Linked DNA regions of Homo sapiens: region 1 is linked to region 2. Evidence: read pairs that join two places in POLR2A ChIA-PET (ENCODE). Cell type or tissue: A673. All regions are shown on one strand. Each heading gives the region's core, and the rest is flanking DNA. Links, peaks and the distances in the headings are about the cores only. Region 1 overlaps LINC-PINT (long intergenic non-protein coding RNA, p53 induced transcript). Region 2 has its middle 61 kb from the start of LINC-PINT.

Region 1 (8,929 bases), core at 383-8,382, 180 kb before region 2:
AATGCTTGAAGAGATTAGGTAGATGACTTCAACACATTCCAATATACAAGCTCACTTGCACACTATGAAAGTTTAAGGTACTAAAAAATGACAAGGTGATTCAGCACAGAAAAACAATGCAACACTACACTTGGGCCAGCAGATGTCTCTCTACAACCCATGGCACCAACCAAGAGATAACCAGGTATCTAACAGCACAGAAGGATTGATCTTATTCGAAACGGTAAACAAAAGCATTCTTAGGTATTGATCAGGAGGAGAAGAATGTTCAAGTTCAGACAGAAAGTTGAGAAGGGAACAGTAGGTGAGAAAATAGAAACAGAAGCTTATTACAAAAGGAAGGAGAGAGCTCGGCCCATAAAGAATAAAGTTAAGGCAGGTTTGAGGCATTTTTAGGGGTAAAAAAATGCTGTAGAAGTTACTGAAGAATACAGGGAGAAGGGCAAGAAACCATGCGTCCCTACCATAGCACTGAAATACTGCAAGCTTGTCAAAGGACAACCGACTGACTAGCAGGTTAAGAAATCCACTTTGCTGGTTATGATGAACAATAAAAAGAGAGAAAAAGGGAAAAGAAAAAGTGATAGAATTAAAAAACTCTATCCCAGCTTGCATAAAGTAAGCTTCAGGAAACCACATACCCACATGTACAAATATGTGTGCTGGGCCCTAAGGTAACAGGTATTTCCTCCTGGGGGTTCTAATAAAAAGGTCTGAAAGCCATGGAGATATTCAGTGCACCCCCAGTGCCCCACCTCTCCCTCAAGCTAATAATGCCAGCTGCAAGACCTCCAAAACAGAAACATAACTGTCAAAGGTAATATCCCAAAATCCCCGAAGGAAGACATGGTAAAACATACATCATCATATTTAAAATAAACTATGTAAATTATGAAGCAGAAGTCAGGGCCGAGGAAGATGCAACATAAACTCCATGAGAGAAAAGTCTAACTACCAGATGCAACTCTCAGCCCCATCTCTGGCATCTTTTCCCACCCTGAATAAAGGGATGCTGAGGGGCTGAAGGGGAGCTGGCAGGAGAGACAGCAAGGCTGGGGACGAGGCGGATAGCAGGACATACAGCATCTATCTGGGCAGGAATTGGTGAAGATCCAGAGAGATGGGAGTGGAGTGAGGAGAAAGATAACCCATTCAATGTCAAATCCCATCACCAAGCAGAGGACTGGACACGTAATATGCCCCTTACTAACGTTTGCTGAAGGTGTCAGTAGGTCTCAGCAATGCCAACAATTTTATTACAATTACAGGAAGTTAGTGCCTAAGCAGGCATGATAGTTTGGAGCTTCTTATTCCAAGGTTATCACCTGCCATCATCAGAAAATGGGAGTGCTGCTGCTTTTAACTCTATCCTCACCATCTTTAGTAACTGTCAGCCATTTCAGTAGCCACCTGGAAGCTATGCTATGCTCCCCTGGAACTACGTCTTCAAGAATTTCAAAGAAGTTTGTTTGGTTTCAAACTGGAAACCAATCTGACACTTAGAAGGTCAAAGACAAAAATGAATGGGTGCTCAAGGACTTAGGGTGCTCAAAGATTAAGACGTTTCAAAGAGGTTTTAAGTTACGTTTCTCAGAGCCAGGACAACAGACTATACAGAGGCCACGTCAGAACTTACCAATGATGTTCGCACTTGCCTTAGGAGGAGAGTTTGCTTTTGTTGGGTATTTTTGGTTTGTATAATTGGTTTATTTGGGGCTTACGTATATTTAAAAGAACTTTATAACAGCAAACACCTACATACTATTTACTATGTGCTATGTACTATTCTAGGCCTTTACAAATATTAACTTATTTAATAAATGTATATAGAACTACTAATCTCAGTTACCTGTTCAGTGGTTTATTCTGCTTCACTAAAAGTATCTCCGTTTCTTCCATTTTCCTCCTGCAAAATAGGAGGAGAATATCGTTAGTGAGTAGGTACAAATGCACACAAAATGTTTTACATTATTATTTGCTATTTTCCAAACTCAGAGTGCCAAAAGGGCTTCACTGAACTTTAGCCAATTATTTCACCTGCCTAATTTTACTGAGTTCCTAAATAGAATCTTAAGAAGACATAATTACTACATACACAGATAATAAGAGATTTGAAAAACAAATAACTTGTGGCTTCAAAAGAAATTAAGGTGACACAATAAAAAGTTAGATGCACAGGGAAACAGAGTAAGATTCTCTTGGACTTTGAATCCTTCTACATTTGATACGACTTTTCAAACCACACTCCCTCTGCAGTTCTTTTTCAGGTGGGCAGTATGTTTCCTCACTAGGTGAAATAATTGCTGTTCTAAAGATAGAAACAATTGGTGGATTTGATTTTAAAGATTTACTGAAAATTTTTAAAAAATGATAATGGAAAGCATTTGTTAAAAAAAAGAGGTTATTTCCCAGAAAAGGTAATTGTTCATCATCTCTGGCAGGTGACATTTACCTTTGGGAACTCATGAGTGTCTAGGTTCTGTCCCTGAAATCTCTGGCTCCAAAAGTCTCTCTCACTAAGGTGCCAGAGATGATCATGTTGATTAATACTGATTCATGCTAACAAAGCTCACAAGAGACTGATAAAGCCAAAATGGCAAAGTATTGACTTATAGTGAAAAATGTAATTGTCAGATATCCTGGACACTTGCTCCGTCCAGTTTGGAAGCCAGTAAATCCAAGGCATAGGCACCTCACAGGCAGGCAAAGATTAGGCCAAATTCACGGCAGATTGCTCAGTGAGCATATCGGAGCAGTCACCACCTAGATGCCAATGGCCTCCAAAACGATCTCTCTAGCCAAGCATTATCCTACCTTCTCCACCACCATCCTAGTCCAAGCTGCCATTGTTCTTTCTCCTGGACAAATACAAAACACTTCTTGCTGTTTTCCCAGCCTCCACACTTTCTCCCTTCCAATTCATTATGCACAATGTGTCCAGAGTAAACCCTTTGTTTGTTTGTTTGTTTTGGAGACAGGGTCTCACTTTGTCAGTCAGGCTGGAGTACAGTACTACAATCATAGCTCACTATAGCCTCAAACTCCAGGGCTCAAGCGATCTTCCCACCTCAGCCTCCCAAGTTGCTGAGATAATGTACAGGTGTGCACTACCATGCCCACTCATTTTTTATTTTTTGTAGAGACAAGGTCTTGCTATGTTGCCCAGGCTGGCCTGGAACTCCTGGCCTCAAGTGATCCTCCTGCCTCAGCCTCCCGAGATGCTAGGCTACAGGTATGAGCCACCATGCCTGGCACAAAAGAAACCCTTTAAAATAGAAAACAGACTGTGGCTCAGCCCTACCTATACCCGCCCCACCTTTAGTGCTCTGCATTGGTCTATGATAAACACAGGGGATGACTCTTGGCCCTGCTGGGGCCCTGCCCCCTCCATGCACCACTCTCCCTTGTCATCCTCTCACTTCAGCCACGCTGGTCTCCTTTCACTCCTATGAATAAACAAGATCCCTCAACACCTCAGAGATTTTGCACATCTTATTTTCTCTCCTTGAAAATTAATGCACATATTCTGCCCTCCCTCCCCCGATATACATGCCTACCCAGGAACCTGTACATCCTCACCTACATAGGGACACATTCCCCTATGCTAAGCTCCCAGGACACCTTGACCTTCTCCACCAGAGCACTTAAACAGTTTGTAACTACACGTAACTATGCATTATGCAGTTATTTAATTTAGATCTCTCTCTCTCTCACTAGACTATAAGAAGCTCCATGAGGGTGGACACTGAGCTCATTTTATTAGCGTGTTCCCCGGTAGTGACTACTCAACAGATATGTTCTTGAATGAATGGTGGCTTCGGGCTTTCAGAATCTGTTGCATCCATTGCCAAAAACAGGGATAATTCTGCCAGACAGACACGGGGCTCTGCTGAAGGGGCTCCATCCCCCACATTGTGCACCCCCACCCCTGGGTCACCAGTAATTAGATGGGCATTGTCTACATACACTTATGTAAATTTTTGTTTCCTACACTTCCATGGCCAAAATAAATCTTCAGATATTAAAAAGAAATAGCACAAAGTTCAAGACACATTTGGGTAGCAACGCAGCAGAGAAGACTCACGGCAGTGGGTTACTAAGAAACACTAGAAACAAAAAGGAAAACAAATTTCAGCCAAAGGAAGTCCTTGATGAAACAACCCTGGCAAGTGGATACACATACACACACAGACCAAAGCAGTGGCTCTCAGATGAGGGTGCATGAGATCCTGGGTTTGCTGCGGGATGCCACCACAACCAGGGGGTCAACAGCAAGGCAGTGTGAAGATCCTAGAAGGAGGCCCCACTCCCTGCCCCTCCTCTGATCGCCAGGGCCTGCCGTGCATGCTTGGCACACAGGAGACCCGGTGTGCACTGAGTGTGGTGCTCTCCCATTTACCTAACAAACCAACAATCAATGGGCATTTCCTAACTCACTGCGTAGAGTGTTTTAAATGGCTCACAGCTGTGGTTAATTTTTACAAGATGTTCTAACACTTCAGTCTTCTTATGTGATAGGGATGAGAACAAAACCGGTGGGAAGAAACCCCATAATACATTTGGCTCTAAATTCATATCTAGTTATGGGGTTAGAGAGGGTCAATTTCATTCATCCTTTCAAAATAGTGTGCACTGCAAATAGTGTGCACCTCGTTCTAGGTGGTGTGGATAGGCACTGAACAAGACAAAAGGCCTTTTCAAGGAGATAACATTCTGGAAGGAGACTGACCATAAATACTAAAGTAAAAGATAAAACCCATCAGATGACAATACATGGTATGAAGAAAAGTAAAGCAAGAGAGGGTGACAGAGAATGTGTGTGTGTTGGGGGTGGGAGGTGGGAGTCAACATTGAAATAGGGTGTTCAAGGAAAGCCTCCCTGAGAAATTGCCATATGAGCAAAGATCTGAAGAATGTGGAGAACCATGCAGACATCTCCGGAAGGACAGTTCCAGACAGAGGGACCAGCAAGTGCAAAGGGCCTGAGGCTGAAGCATGGCCTGTCTTGGGGCACATGAGGGAACAGTAATAGGAGGTGAGATCATAGAGGTGAGTGAGGGGTTTCATAGTCCAGCACTAAAGACTGTTGGCTTTGATTCTGAGAGCCATGGAATGCAACTGAGGTGATGCATGCCGCACCCTGCCCTGTGGAATGCTGAAGAGGGGCAGGGACATGATCTGGCTGTGTTGAGAATAAACTGAAAAGAAGGCAAGGAGGCAGCTAGGCCAGTGACCGGGCTACTGGGACAATGCAGGTACGAGAGGACAAGGGCTTGGACTAGGTGCAGCAGCACAGGTACTTCCACAGAGTTGTTGGGGTCTTCACAGAGCTTGAAGCGAAGGCCCTGGAGCTAACTCTCACTTCCCTAAGGGCTGATCTTAGTGATCTTAATGCTCTTCTCACTAACCATGTTTTTTGTTTTAATTAGTACTTTTACAAAAGAAAATTTAGTGGGTTTTAACCTGCTACAGAAGTAATAGATGATCAGGCTGGGTGTGTTGGCTCACGCCTGTAATCCCAGGACTTTGGGAGGCTGAGGCGGGTGGATCACCTGAGGTCAGGAGCTCGAGACCAGCCTGGCCAACATGGTGAAACCCTGTTTCAACTAAAAATGCAAAAATTAGCCGGACGTGGTGGTGTGCCTCTGTAATCCCAGCTGCTCAGGAGGCTGAGGTGGAAGAATTGCTTGAACCCCGGAGGCAGAGGCTGCAATGAGCTGAGATTGTGCCACTGCACTCCAGCCTGGGCAACAGAGCGAGACTCCATCAAAAAAAAAAAAAAAAAAAAAAAATAGATGATCATTATAGAGTGCAAAAGGTCAAGCAAACCAAACCTGTGCATCACATTATAAAAGAACTTAACATACAAGTGTTTCTTATACTGTCACCACCATATATTAGCATTTTAAATCCGTGAAAATAAAAGACTTCTTCCCTAGGTGAGGAGAAAGATCATTCTATACACATGACCATGGTAGTTAATGACTCTATGTAACAAAAGGTTTTCCATTGAAGATCTATTGATATACAGCAGGACAAACACCAAACAGAAGTACTGTATTCTTAAAACCAAGCTTAGGTCAGTATGGTCTAACCCTGAAATCTTTCAGCTGTGCCAGTTTGAGATTAATGAAGAAATGTTTGGCCCATCACTCACAAAACCACACTTTTCTGCACAAAGACTTTCTCTTAGAGACACCCATGATGATAACATAATGTAAAGTAAAATTTAGATATGGTGAAATTCTTAAAAAATGAAATAAAGTACCCTTTTTAGTCTCTGCATTGTTGATTAACACGGGGGTTAAAAAAAAAGGTAGGGGAAGCTCAGTGCGCAGAACTGTTGTCATGGAAACCATCCTACTCCAGGGCAGGGGAGCAGCTCTTCATGCTGTCATCAAGCCACCAAGAATCTCATCTGTTTGGGAGACAGAGCCACGTCCTCCCCTAATCAGAACATTGCTGTTTAGTCAAACATGATGACTTGGCCTGGTCTGTAGCTGCAAACAAAATTAAACTGTGATTCTCAACATTTGACTCTTCTGGCTGATATGGCATATTTGTTTAGCTTCTCTCGAACAGAGCTACCAACAGATCAGTCACTCATGGTGACTCGGGGAGCATCAGTTGTCCACCAGAGCAGAGCTTTTCAAACTCCGAGATGCACATGAGCTGCTTGCAAGTCCTGTTAAAAAGCAGATTCTTATATAGATAACTCTTATGACAACATCGCCTGTGCTATAATGTACATCTCTCAACTCTTCTGAGCTATTTTAATTCATCCTAATTCATTTTTATTAACATTTTTCAGACATGTGTTTCTTTCTTAGTTTGCTTCTGAAGTATAAAGATAATAGTGATGAGGTTTTAAAAAAAAAAAATACTGCTTCTCTATGACAAGGACGCCCAGCAAAGGATCACCTGAGCCTGGGAGATGGAGGCTGCAGTGAGCCCTGATTGTGCCACTGCACTCCAGCCTGGGCAACAGAGTGAGACTCTGTCTCAAAAACAAAACAAAACAAAACAAAACAAAACAAAACAAAACAAAAGGATCCCCAGCATATCTGTGAGCGTGACCTACTTTTTTTGTTTCTCTGAAATCCTAAGATGACCAAAAGAAGAAGTGTAGTGAAAAAAGGCTGAATGTAAGTCAGTAAGCAAAAGAGAGGCTGGTCTAACAACCATGATTGTTCTTATACCTTGGGAATCCTGTAAAAGCACAGAGGGAGGGACCTGGCAGAAAGGAAGCCAACAGACAAGAGGCTATAGTGGCAACAACTGCTTGGAGATCTATAAGATAAATCAGGGAGATCACAATCAATTGTTTATAGACTCTGAAAGGACCAACAAGAATTACCATTGAGTTATGTAAAGAAAAAAAAACTATTAGCCAACATCTATTAAGGAGGAAAAACAAAGGTATACACAGCTTGGGGCAAGATTTGAAGAAGCATAACCCCACCTACATACAAAGGCATGTGGCAGAGAGCAGGCCTACTCATTCTGTGTGGCTCCTGTGGCTTGAACCCAAAGGTAAAATAGAAAAGGAGAGGCTAGGCACAGTGGCTGACACCTGTAATCTCAGCACTTTGGAAAGCCGAGGCGGGCGGATGACCTGAGGTCAGGAGTTTGAGACCAGCCTGGCCAACATGGCGAAACCCCGTCTCGACTAAAAATACAAACATTAGCTGGGCGTGGTGGCAGGCGCCTGTAGTCCAAGCTACTCGGGAGGCTGAGGCAGGAGAATCACTTGAACGTGGGGGGCAGAGGTTGCAGTGAGCTGAGATTGTGCCACCGCACTCCAGCCTGGTAACAGAGAGAGACTCCATCTCAAATAATAATAATAAAAGGAAACAGAGATGGACTTGGGCACAATATAAGAAAATACCTTCCTTTGTTGTTGTTGTTGTTTTTCTTTTTGAGATGGAGTCTTGCCCTGTCGCCTGGACTGGAGTGCAGTGTCGCGATCTCAGCTCACTGCAACCTCCACCTCCTGGGTTCAAGTGATTTTCCTGCCTCAGCCTCCCAAGTAGCTGGTATTACAGGGGCATGCCACCAAGCCTGGCTAATTTTTGTATTTTTAGTGGAGATGGGTTTCACCACGTTGACCAGGCTGGTTTCGAACTGCTGACCTGAGGTGATCCGCCCGCCCTGGCCTCCCCAAGTGCTGGGATTACAGGCGTGAGCTACTGTGCCCCACGTCATCTGACAGGTTTTAAAGTGGCAGTAAGAAGTGGCCCGTGTCGCGTGATACACACATACCTTCTAACAAAATACACTTCTCGGGACACAGAACTTTTCTTTTTGCAAAGTAAGGAGCTCCCATCATTCCTGAGATAGTCTCCACCTGCCACCCTGTTCCTCTCCAGTACTGTACACTGTAAACATGCCAAGCCGGATGCCACTCCCCAGACAGCTTCACGACTGCAAGCATCACATGGTCTGTGCCTACAACGCTTTTCATTTCTGGGCCATCCCTGCAAACTTGAAAACCCAACCTCCTCTGTGAATCTTGTGCTCTCTCTCCTCCAAGCAGAGTGGCTAGCCTGCTTCTCGCCCGCTCAGCGTACTTCTCCCCTGCACCATCTCCCTCTGCTGTAAATATCTAGACTGTCAGGTCTCTGAGGGCAGGACCACATGCTATTTCCCTGTGTATCCTCAGTGCTGACCATAGTGACCTGGATACAGCATGCACTGGATGATGGGAGGAAGGAAGAAGAGGGGAGGTGGGTAAAGAGAGAGATGATGATGCCTAAATTATCATCTGCTATGCATACTGTAGAAGGAACTCTGATACTGAGAGGAATGTTGATTTCAATGAACTTATTCTACACAGACATGAATTACTGTGGCCTTCATTAAGGTTATTTTATGTATGTTTAACAATCCATTTATTGTTATTTAGCTGTTTAGAAACAGTCCCAATATT
Region 2 (8,929 bases), core at 260-8,259:
CCCTCTTTCCTCGGGCAGTTCTTACACCTTAATCCCTCACTTCTTTTGGCTCTTATTCAAATATGTTTTGTTTTGTTTTTGAGACAGAGTTTCGCTCTTGTTGCCCAGGCTGGAGTGCAGTGGCACGATCTCGGCTCACTGCAACCTCCGTCTCCTGGGTTCAAGTGACTCTCCTGCCTCAGCCTCCCCAATAGCTGGGATTACAGGTGCCCACCACCATGCTGGGCTACTTTTTGTATTTTTAGTAGAGACAGGATGGGATTTTACCATGTTGGCCAGGCTGATCTCAAACTCTTGACCTCAGGTGATCTGCCTGCCATGGCCTCCCAAAATGCTGGGATTACAGGTGTGAGCCACTGCGTCCGGCCTAAGTATCATCTTTTTAGAAAGGCCTTTCCTGATCATCCTGTACAGAACAGCAACACTTCCCCCGCCACATCCCCTCTCTCCAGTTTCCTCTTCCCCATTGTACTGATCAGCATCTGACATACTATTTGTTTACTTGCTTATATCACAACCTGGAAACTGAAGCTGTAAAAAAAAAAAATTAATGAAATGATCCACTGTTTTCAAGGGTATGATGAGGTTTGCTACCTCATGAGTACACCATTACACCATTCTTGGGACTGGGCATTGTTATAATCCCTTTGAAAAGCAATTTGGCAGTAAGTATAAAGAGTCATAAAATGTCCATCTCCTGCAACGTTTTATGTTTTGAAAATTCTGAAAGTCAATTCTAAGAAGATAATCTAAAATGTGGAAAAGAAGGCCAGGTATGGTGGCTTATGCCTGTAATCCCAGCACTTTGGGAGGCTGAGGCAGGAGGATTGCCTGAGCCTAGGAGTTCAAGACCAGCCTAGGGCAACATGGTGAGACTCTGTCTCTATAAAATATAAAAAATTAACCAGGTATGATGGCACATATCTGTGGTCGCAGCTACTCAGGAGGCTGAGGTGAGAGGATCACCTGAGCCTGGGAGGTTGAGGCTGCAGTGAGCTGTTATGGGACCACTGCACTCCAGCCTGGGCAACAGAGCAAGACTCTGTCTCAAAAAAAAAAAAAAATAATGTGGAAAAGAAAACACACAGAAAAATGTATACTAATGTGATATTTATGATATCAAGAAATTGGAAAGATTCTAAACATCTAACAATATACAGAGATAGTTAAATTAAGTAAATTACTGTTCATTTACTTAATGATATATTATTCACTTGTTAAAAGGATAGTTATGAAAGGCTGGTTAGCAACAAGGAAAATGCTATGAGACAATGTTATACTTAAAATAACAGGATCCACAACTGTATACAGTGTGATTTCACGTATCTTTAAATATACACCTGAAAAAGGACTAGGAGGAAATTAACCCAAATGCTGATATTAAATGAATTAGGCTAATGGAATTATTGGTGACTTATTTTTCCTAAATCTTTTCAGTTTTCTGTATTTAGGTTATATCCTTTCTGTAATGTGCTATTTAATTTTTTATAATAATCATTTTTTAAAATACTCAAAAGAAACTGCTGTTACAACTAACTCACCACCATCTAGATGGCATTGTTGGGTATCAGTGGTAAGTGTGAGTCTCCAGGCTGTGGCTTCTACTTTTAGTTCTGAGGATCCTGACATCAATGGCTGGCCCTACAGCTCATTAGCCTCCCATGCCTCATTCCTCCGCTTTCTCACTCCTGACTCCTTCCTCTTTGCCACTCTTCCTGTATAATTTTAGGCTGTGTCTGCCTGATTATGAAGGACACAATTATGAAACAATAAAGGCTTTAAAAAAAAGCCACACAACTTGCCCCCATGCACCTTGACAATCTTTATGCATGGATTGAGGCTAAGCCACCATATTAATGTCCCCCTCTATTTTTCTCATCCTAGCTACCCCTGTCCCCACTGGTAGACATTAAGGATTCCCACTTTGCTGTTCTCTGTAGCGCTTACCACCACCTGACATATTATGTATTTACTTATTTATTATAATATCATGGCTGAGAAACTGAAGTGACTTAAAAAGGAAAAGAATTAATTCAATGTCTACCTACTAAGTGCCAGTTAAGCCTTTATGTATATTTTCTTTATGTATATTTTCTTTATGTATATTACCTCATTTTACCCTTGCAAGCCAGCAAAATAAGTATTACGTTTTAGTGATAAGAAAACTGAGGCTTAGAAAGGTTAAATAATTTGTCCAAGTTCACTTATGTAGGAAGTTACCAAATTGAAATTTAAATCGTTGTTTTCTTTTTTTTTTTTTTTTGAGATAGCATCTAGCTCTTCCACCTAGGCTGGAGGGCAGTGGTGCAATCTTGGCTCACCGCAACCTCCACCTCCTGGGTTCAAGCAATTCGTGTGCCTTAACCTCCCCAGTAGCTGGGATTACAGGCACCCACCACCACGCCTGGCTAATATTTGTATTTTTAGTAAGACGGGTTTCACCCTATTGGCCAGGCTGGTCTCCAACTCATGACCTCAGTGATCTGCCCTCCTTGGCCTCCCAAAGTGCTGGGATTACAGGTGTGAGCCACCTCGCCCGGCCAGCCACCGTGTCTGGCTGAAACCCTCATTTTCTCATCTAAAGTCCTATGTCCTTAGCCAATACACTAACAAACACACATCAATTATTAAGATAGCCTAAGTTAACTTATTATATAGGCATTGCCTAAGTGAACAATTGAATAACAGAATAATTCAATCTGAAACTCGTAATCAATTGATGCCCCAAATATCGTTGTATCTGAGTTAACCAGCTCATTGCTTCAGATTTTTTCTGCAATGTCTACAGTGTCTCGATAACTATTTGAGACCACAAAATTAACAGTTTGACTGTTAATTTTAACTACTTTGATTATCTGCAGTATTCTAAGTATTTATTTAGTAACTAAAACTAATTTTATCTGCTTTGATTAATGGCCTCTTTTGAAGGATCTGGAAGCTCTTTTTTGAGACAATAGAAAATTTTTTGATAAAGCAAAATTCTTAATTAAGTTAGATCCTTTCAACTGGTTAGTTAGACTTACGAATTGAGATTATTAATAGCAGACATGTAAGATGTCAAAAGGAATGTATTATCTAGTTAGGACTAATAGGATTTTAGAGAAAATTTTTCACAAGAAGAGATTTTTCCATTTAATAACTCATTTATTTTCAAGCAATAGTCTGTTGAATAAAGATTCTAAGCAAATTCACTGTAATGGGGATGAAGGAATTAAATAGAATTTCCCAAGAAATATTGTTCATAATGTTCACCATTATTACAGCTCAACGGTGTTCTTGTATGCCTGCTTTGGCTAAAGTCTCACATAGAAAACCCTTTCACCTAGGCATGGTGGTTGACACCTGTAATCCTAACTACTTGGGAGACTGAGGTGGGAGGATCGCTTGAGCCCAGGAGTTTGAGGCTATAGTGAGCTACGATCATGCCACTGCACTGTTGGATAACACAGCAGACCCTATCTTTATGAAAGAAAGAGAGAGGGAGAGAGAGAGCGAGCCATTGTAGCTGCTGACATAGACTTGAGGAGTCATAACATGATCACCCTCATCATAGCTAACAATTTTGAGAATTTACTGTGAGCCAGCCTTCACTGCATACTGCACTAAATTATCTCATTTTAATGCTCAAAATTCTATAAAGTAGGCACAAATGTTATACTCATTTTTAGATAAAGAAACTGAGGCATAGAAAGATTAAGTAACTTGTTCAAGGGACAGCATTTAACATAAAACACGGATATGTTATATTGGCTGTTTTGCCTTCTCTGTGATGCTGAGAAAATAACATTTTTTGAAGGAATTTCAAGTTCGACTTTACAGCTTTAATTTAAAAGGAAAAATGAAAGGCCTTTTGAATTGCTGTGGCTGTTATACCAGTGACTAATTCCATTGGAAAGCTGGTTCAGTGAGAGCTGAAATTTTAAAAGTCTGAAACATCTGAGAGAGTGGGTTCCCCTTGGCTAGTTGGTGCTTCCCTCACAACCTTTTCCCACATCAGCCTGTGCTGTAAACCTCCCTTTCACTCTGTGATGATTTCATCTCTGAGGGTTTGTAACTCATGGAGCTGTCCTTGGTCTGACAGGTCAGAGAAGAAAAGTTTTTGCCTGGGGTCTCTGGCTTCTCACAAAGTTGCTGCACTTCTCAACTGATTTATATTAATAGAAATCCACAAACCCACCATGTACAACAGATTGAGAGAATTCTTAGGAGAGTGCATGAAAACGCTGAAGTACTTCATCATAGTACATTTTAATTTTTCCCTGCATTGGAGCAGAGCTTTCCCATCTTAGATCAGGAAATGGGAAACCTAAAGTTCACTTACTCAATAAAATCAGGCTGGAGACCCATTTTGGGCAGTTCTAAATGCTGCAAAAGATCAAGATAACATTCCTCCCCTCAAAGATTTTACATGTCAGTGATAAGACACACATAAAAAAGTTAAACAACCCGACATCATAAAGAGATGAATCAGAAGCCAATAGGGTTCCAAGGATACCAAGTGTTTGAAATCCAAGGCAGGGTTACAGGGAGGAGGTCATTGGATGCTGAAATGGTGAGGGAGGTTTCTGGGGAGAGAGAGGAAACTTAATATAGGTCTTGAAGAGGAGAAAGCTAGCCACAGGACAGAGTGTATACTGTAACCCCACTTACCTAAAAATGAAGCAAAACAAAAACTGTATAGGTTTATTAAATGCAGTGAAAAAGAGTCGGAAGGATAACTAGCAAATTGGAAGAAGGGCAATACAGTTGGCAGGTGGGAGAGGGGAAGGGCTAGAATTAATAGGGACTTTCAGTTTTTACTGTATGTATACTTCTTTATTATTGTTTAAATATTTTTCTTTCTTTTTTTTTTGGGATCGTGTTTCGCTTTTGTAGCCAAGGCTGGAGTGCAATGGTGCGTTCTCAGCTCACTGCAACCTCTGCCTCATGGGTTCAAGCGATTTCCTGCCTCAGCCTCCCAAGTAGCTGGGATTACAGGCATCCACCACCATGGCCAGCTAACTTTTTGTATTTTTGGTGGAGACAGGGTTTCACCATGTTGGCCAGGCTGATCTCGAACTCCTGACCTCAGGTGATCCACCCACCTCGGCCTCCCAAAGTGCTGGGATTACAGGCATGAGCCACCTCGCCTAGCCTGTTTGAATATTTTTCTAATGAGGATATACTCATACATTGTTTGGTATAATTAAGAAATACAACATTGACAAAGAACAGATAGAACTTGGGTTTGTAGAGCAAAAGAAAGAGGATATTTTAGTTGAGAAGAACAGCTTAAGTACATGCCTGAAGTTGGAAATGTCCAGGGTGTATTTTGGGCAACAATGAGGAGACCAGTGGGACCAGCACAGAAGGGACATAGTAGCAGGTAGATTGGGGCCAGGTGGAGAAGAGCTGTTAATGAAGACCTAGTGTGAGCCTTTCACCTTCCACCAAAGCAATGAAGAGCCTTCGAAGAGTTGATCTGGAGTCCATTAATCTGTCCACACAAGAATTTATTTATTTATTTATTTTTATTTTATTTTATATATACTTTTTTGAGATGGAGTCTCGCTCTGTCGCCCAGGCTGGAGGGCAGTGACACGAACTCGGCTCACTGCAAGCTCTGACTCCGGGGTTCAGGCCAGTCTCCTATCTCAGCCTCCCAAGTAACTGGGACTACAGGCGCCTGCCACAACACCAGGCTAATTTTTGTATTTTTTTTTTTTCTTTTTGAGATGGAGTCTCGCTCTGTCACCCAGGCTCGAGTGCAGTGGCGTGATCTCGGCTCACTGGAAGCTCCACCTTCTGGGTTCACGCCATTCTCCTGCCTCAGCCTCCCAAGTAGCTGGGACTACAGGCACCCGCCACCACGCCCGGCTAATTTTTTGTATTTTTAGTAGAGACAGGGTTTCACCATGTTAGCCAGGATGGTCTCAATCTCCTGACCTCGTGATCCACCTGCCTCGGCCTCCCAAAGTGCTAGGATTACAGGCGTGAGCCACCGTGCCGGCCAAGAATTAATTTATTGATGAGCATACCTGAAAACCTAGCAAAGTTAGATAATAGAAATTGAAATCTACCTTTCTTGTACACCATGAAAAGCCACGGAACTGTCTCCTATAGTAACTGCAGCAAGAAAGGTTCTGATGTATACAAACCTGATGTTGGACTTTTCAAGAAACACTGAAAATAGAAATGCTGTCAGATGCAACTGGGGAACAACCACTTATACTTGATCCATAGTATTAATTCCACTGTAAATCTCTGTGTAATGCTTGATAGCTATGATGAATGACTTAAATGTAGTAGAGAGATTTTGATCCCCAGCATATGAGAAATGACTGAGTCAAATTTGTAGAAGTTGATTAAAAATTACTTGATTTAAACAAATGAAAATCAGGTGGATTCTGTAACATGATATTTGCATTAGTGAATATGTGTTTTCCTTGAATGAATTGACAAAAATCAATATTTTCTTTAAACTTGCATTTATAACACTATTCAAATACTTATGTATACATCATATTTTGTATATACAAACACACACACACACACACACACACACATTCATACAACAGACATAATAAAGCAAAAATCTGTAGCTATCTGGGAGTGACGAAGTACCTGACGTACAAGCCCATCTTGAAGGAAATATTAAATCTAATAAGGGAAAAACACTACAGATAGTTGAACCTTGAGTCAGTCATGCATTCTGACTCATGTGAAATGATTGGATTCTGGGTGAGATGAATTTTTTTATTGACAACAAGTGGAAGAGGGACATATCGGAGTCCTAGAATGATAATGCAAATTAGCTTTATAAAAACATAGTCTTGGCCGGGCGTGGTGGCTCACGCCCATAATCCTAGCACTTTGGGAGGCCAAGGTGGGTAGATCACCTGAGGTCAGGAGTTTGAGACGAGCTTGGCCAACTTAGTGAAACCCCATTTCTACTGAAAATACAAAAATTAGCCTGGCGTGGTCATGCATGCCTGCAATTCCAGCTACTCAGGAGGCTGAGGCAGGAGAATTGCTTGAACCCAGGAGGTGGAGGTTGCAGTGAGTTGAGATCGTGCCATTGCATTCCAACCTGGGTCATAGAGCAAGATTCCATCTCAAACAAACAAAAACACACACACAGAGAAACATAGTTTTCAGCTGACTCGGTGCTGCTCCACGAGGAGCAGCTTAAAAAAACAAAAACAGCCTTCTCCTGTAGGAGCTGAATTAAAAAAACAAATCAAAACAAAACAACAAAACAACATAGTCTTCATTTACTACAGATTTTCTTGTAACCAGAAGTACTGACAAATTGAATTGAGTTTTCAGTTTTCACTTTGCTTCTCCAGAGTTTAAAGACCTTTTTCTTTTTCTTTTTTTTTTTTTTTTGAGACGGGAGTCTCGGTCTGTCACCCAGGCTGGACTGCAGTGGCACGATTCGGCTCACTGCAAGCTCTGCCTCCCGGGTTCACGCCATTCTCCCGCCTCAGCCTCCCGAGTAGCTGGGACTACAGGTGCCCGCCACCGCACCCGGCTAATTTTTTGTATTTTTAGTAGAGACGGGGTTTCACTGTGTTAACCAAGATGGTCTCGATCTCCTGACCTCGTGATCTGACCGCCTCGGCCTCCCAAAGTGCTGGGATTACAGGCGTGAGCCACCGCGCCCCACCCTTTAAAGACTTTTGATGCTCATTTATCCCTCACTCCACCGTTTCCTTTTCATTCCACAATATGTGTCTTTTTTCAGAGACACAGATGGCACTCTTAATCGGAAAAACTGAACTTTCTTGCCTGGTGATGGGAAAACAATAGCGGGGACAAGAAAGGTTTTAAAAGCCTTCGAAAGTTCCTTGGAAAGGGAGATTCCTGATTTCATATGTTGCATTTTCCTCAGAACCCGTTTTCTCTTCTTAATCCTTCTTTATCCTACAAAATTACTTTGTGGTATCTCTTCCCGACATGAGGTGAGGGCAGCACAAGGCATCTGACCTCCACATGTTGGGAGAAGGCAGGAATGCAAGATGATCCTGTGCCTGACGTGATTAAACAGACTCACACACATTTTACAATAACCAATTTTGGAATAAAAAATGATCCTTTAAGAAAAATCTCCTGATTGTTTTAATATAGTTCTCAGTACCAATCTTGATGAGAATTGATAATTCAAACCAGTAAATATTTACTGCTACCTGCCAAGTTGAATTAAAAAAATTCATTTGGTTCTAACAATATTGTACTCTTGAGTAGAGTTATAGAACAAGAGCAAGTACAGACTAAGTTTCCAGTACAATTCAGACAGGGCAAGTCTGTTCTCTCCTCCCCACTTGTCTCCCTCCCTGATAACTGGTAGATGATAGATAGATAGATAGATAGATAGATAGATAGATAGATAGATAGATAGATAGATAGGGTGGGTATATAGATAGGCAGATGGATGGATGGATGGATGGATGGATGGATGGATGGATGGATGGATGGGGAGACAGAGAGATAGGGTGGGTGGATGGATGGATGGGTGGATAGATGGATAGGGTGGATGGATGGGTGGATGGATAGATAGATAGATTAGATTAGATAGATAGACAGATAGATAGATAGATAGATAGAATGGATGGATAGAGAGAGAGAGATAGAATGGATGGATGGATAGATAGATAGATAGATAGAGTAGGTGGAAGAAACTTCTTCCTGATTTTGTTGTTCTCCCACATATGAAAAGATGGAGCTTCTGTGACTGACAATAGCTTAAGCAAAGACAGGGAAATAATATTTATGAGTGCAGAAGTTAGTCAGGTCATTCTAAGTAGAAAGATGACAGCCAATTTTGTAATCCCACAACATTTTTTAAAAGAGAGGAAGGATTAGGTATTGGTGAAGAATTGATACCCTAAAATAATGCTAAGAAAAAATAGGAACATCTAGAGAGTTAGGAAAGATTTTGGACACCCAA

What was found. Peaks named below come from ENCODE experiments on the same cell type or tissue, not always from the same donor. Only the 100,000 strongest peaks of a DNase experiment are listed, where the experiment ranks them.
Region 1: POLR2A ChIA-PET joins it to region 2 with 12 read pairs; 3 of 35 experiments call an interaction of 5 or more read pairs at or near these places.

What each region holds. Positions count from the first base shown.
Region 1 is chr7:130,982,204-130,991,132 of GRCh38, forward strand. It overlaps LINC-PINT (long intergenic non-protein coding RNA, p53 induced transcript), which reads right to left. Exons shown (of 8, transcript NR_170176.1): 4 at 1,850-1,906. Among named protein-coding and RNA genes, the nearest start is that of LINC00513, 73 kb to the left of the region's middle. In A673, for the core only: no CTCF peak of the experiment used is centred there; no DNase peak of the experiment used is centred there; H3K27ac peaks cover 689 bases.
Region 2 is chr7:131,166,623-131,175,551 of GRCh38, forward strand. It overlaps a transcript of MKLN1 not described here. Among named protein-coding and RNA genes, the nearest start is that of LINC-PINT, 61 kb to the left of the region's middle. RefSeq lists a silencer at 7,714-7,914. In A673, for the core only: no CTCF peak of the experiment used is centred there; no DNase peak of the experiment used is centred there.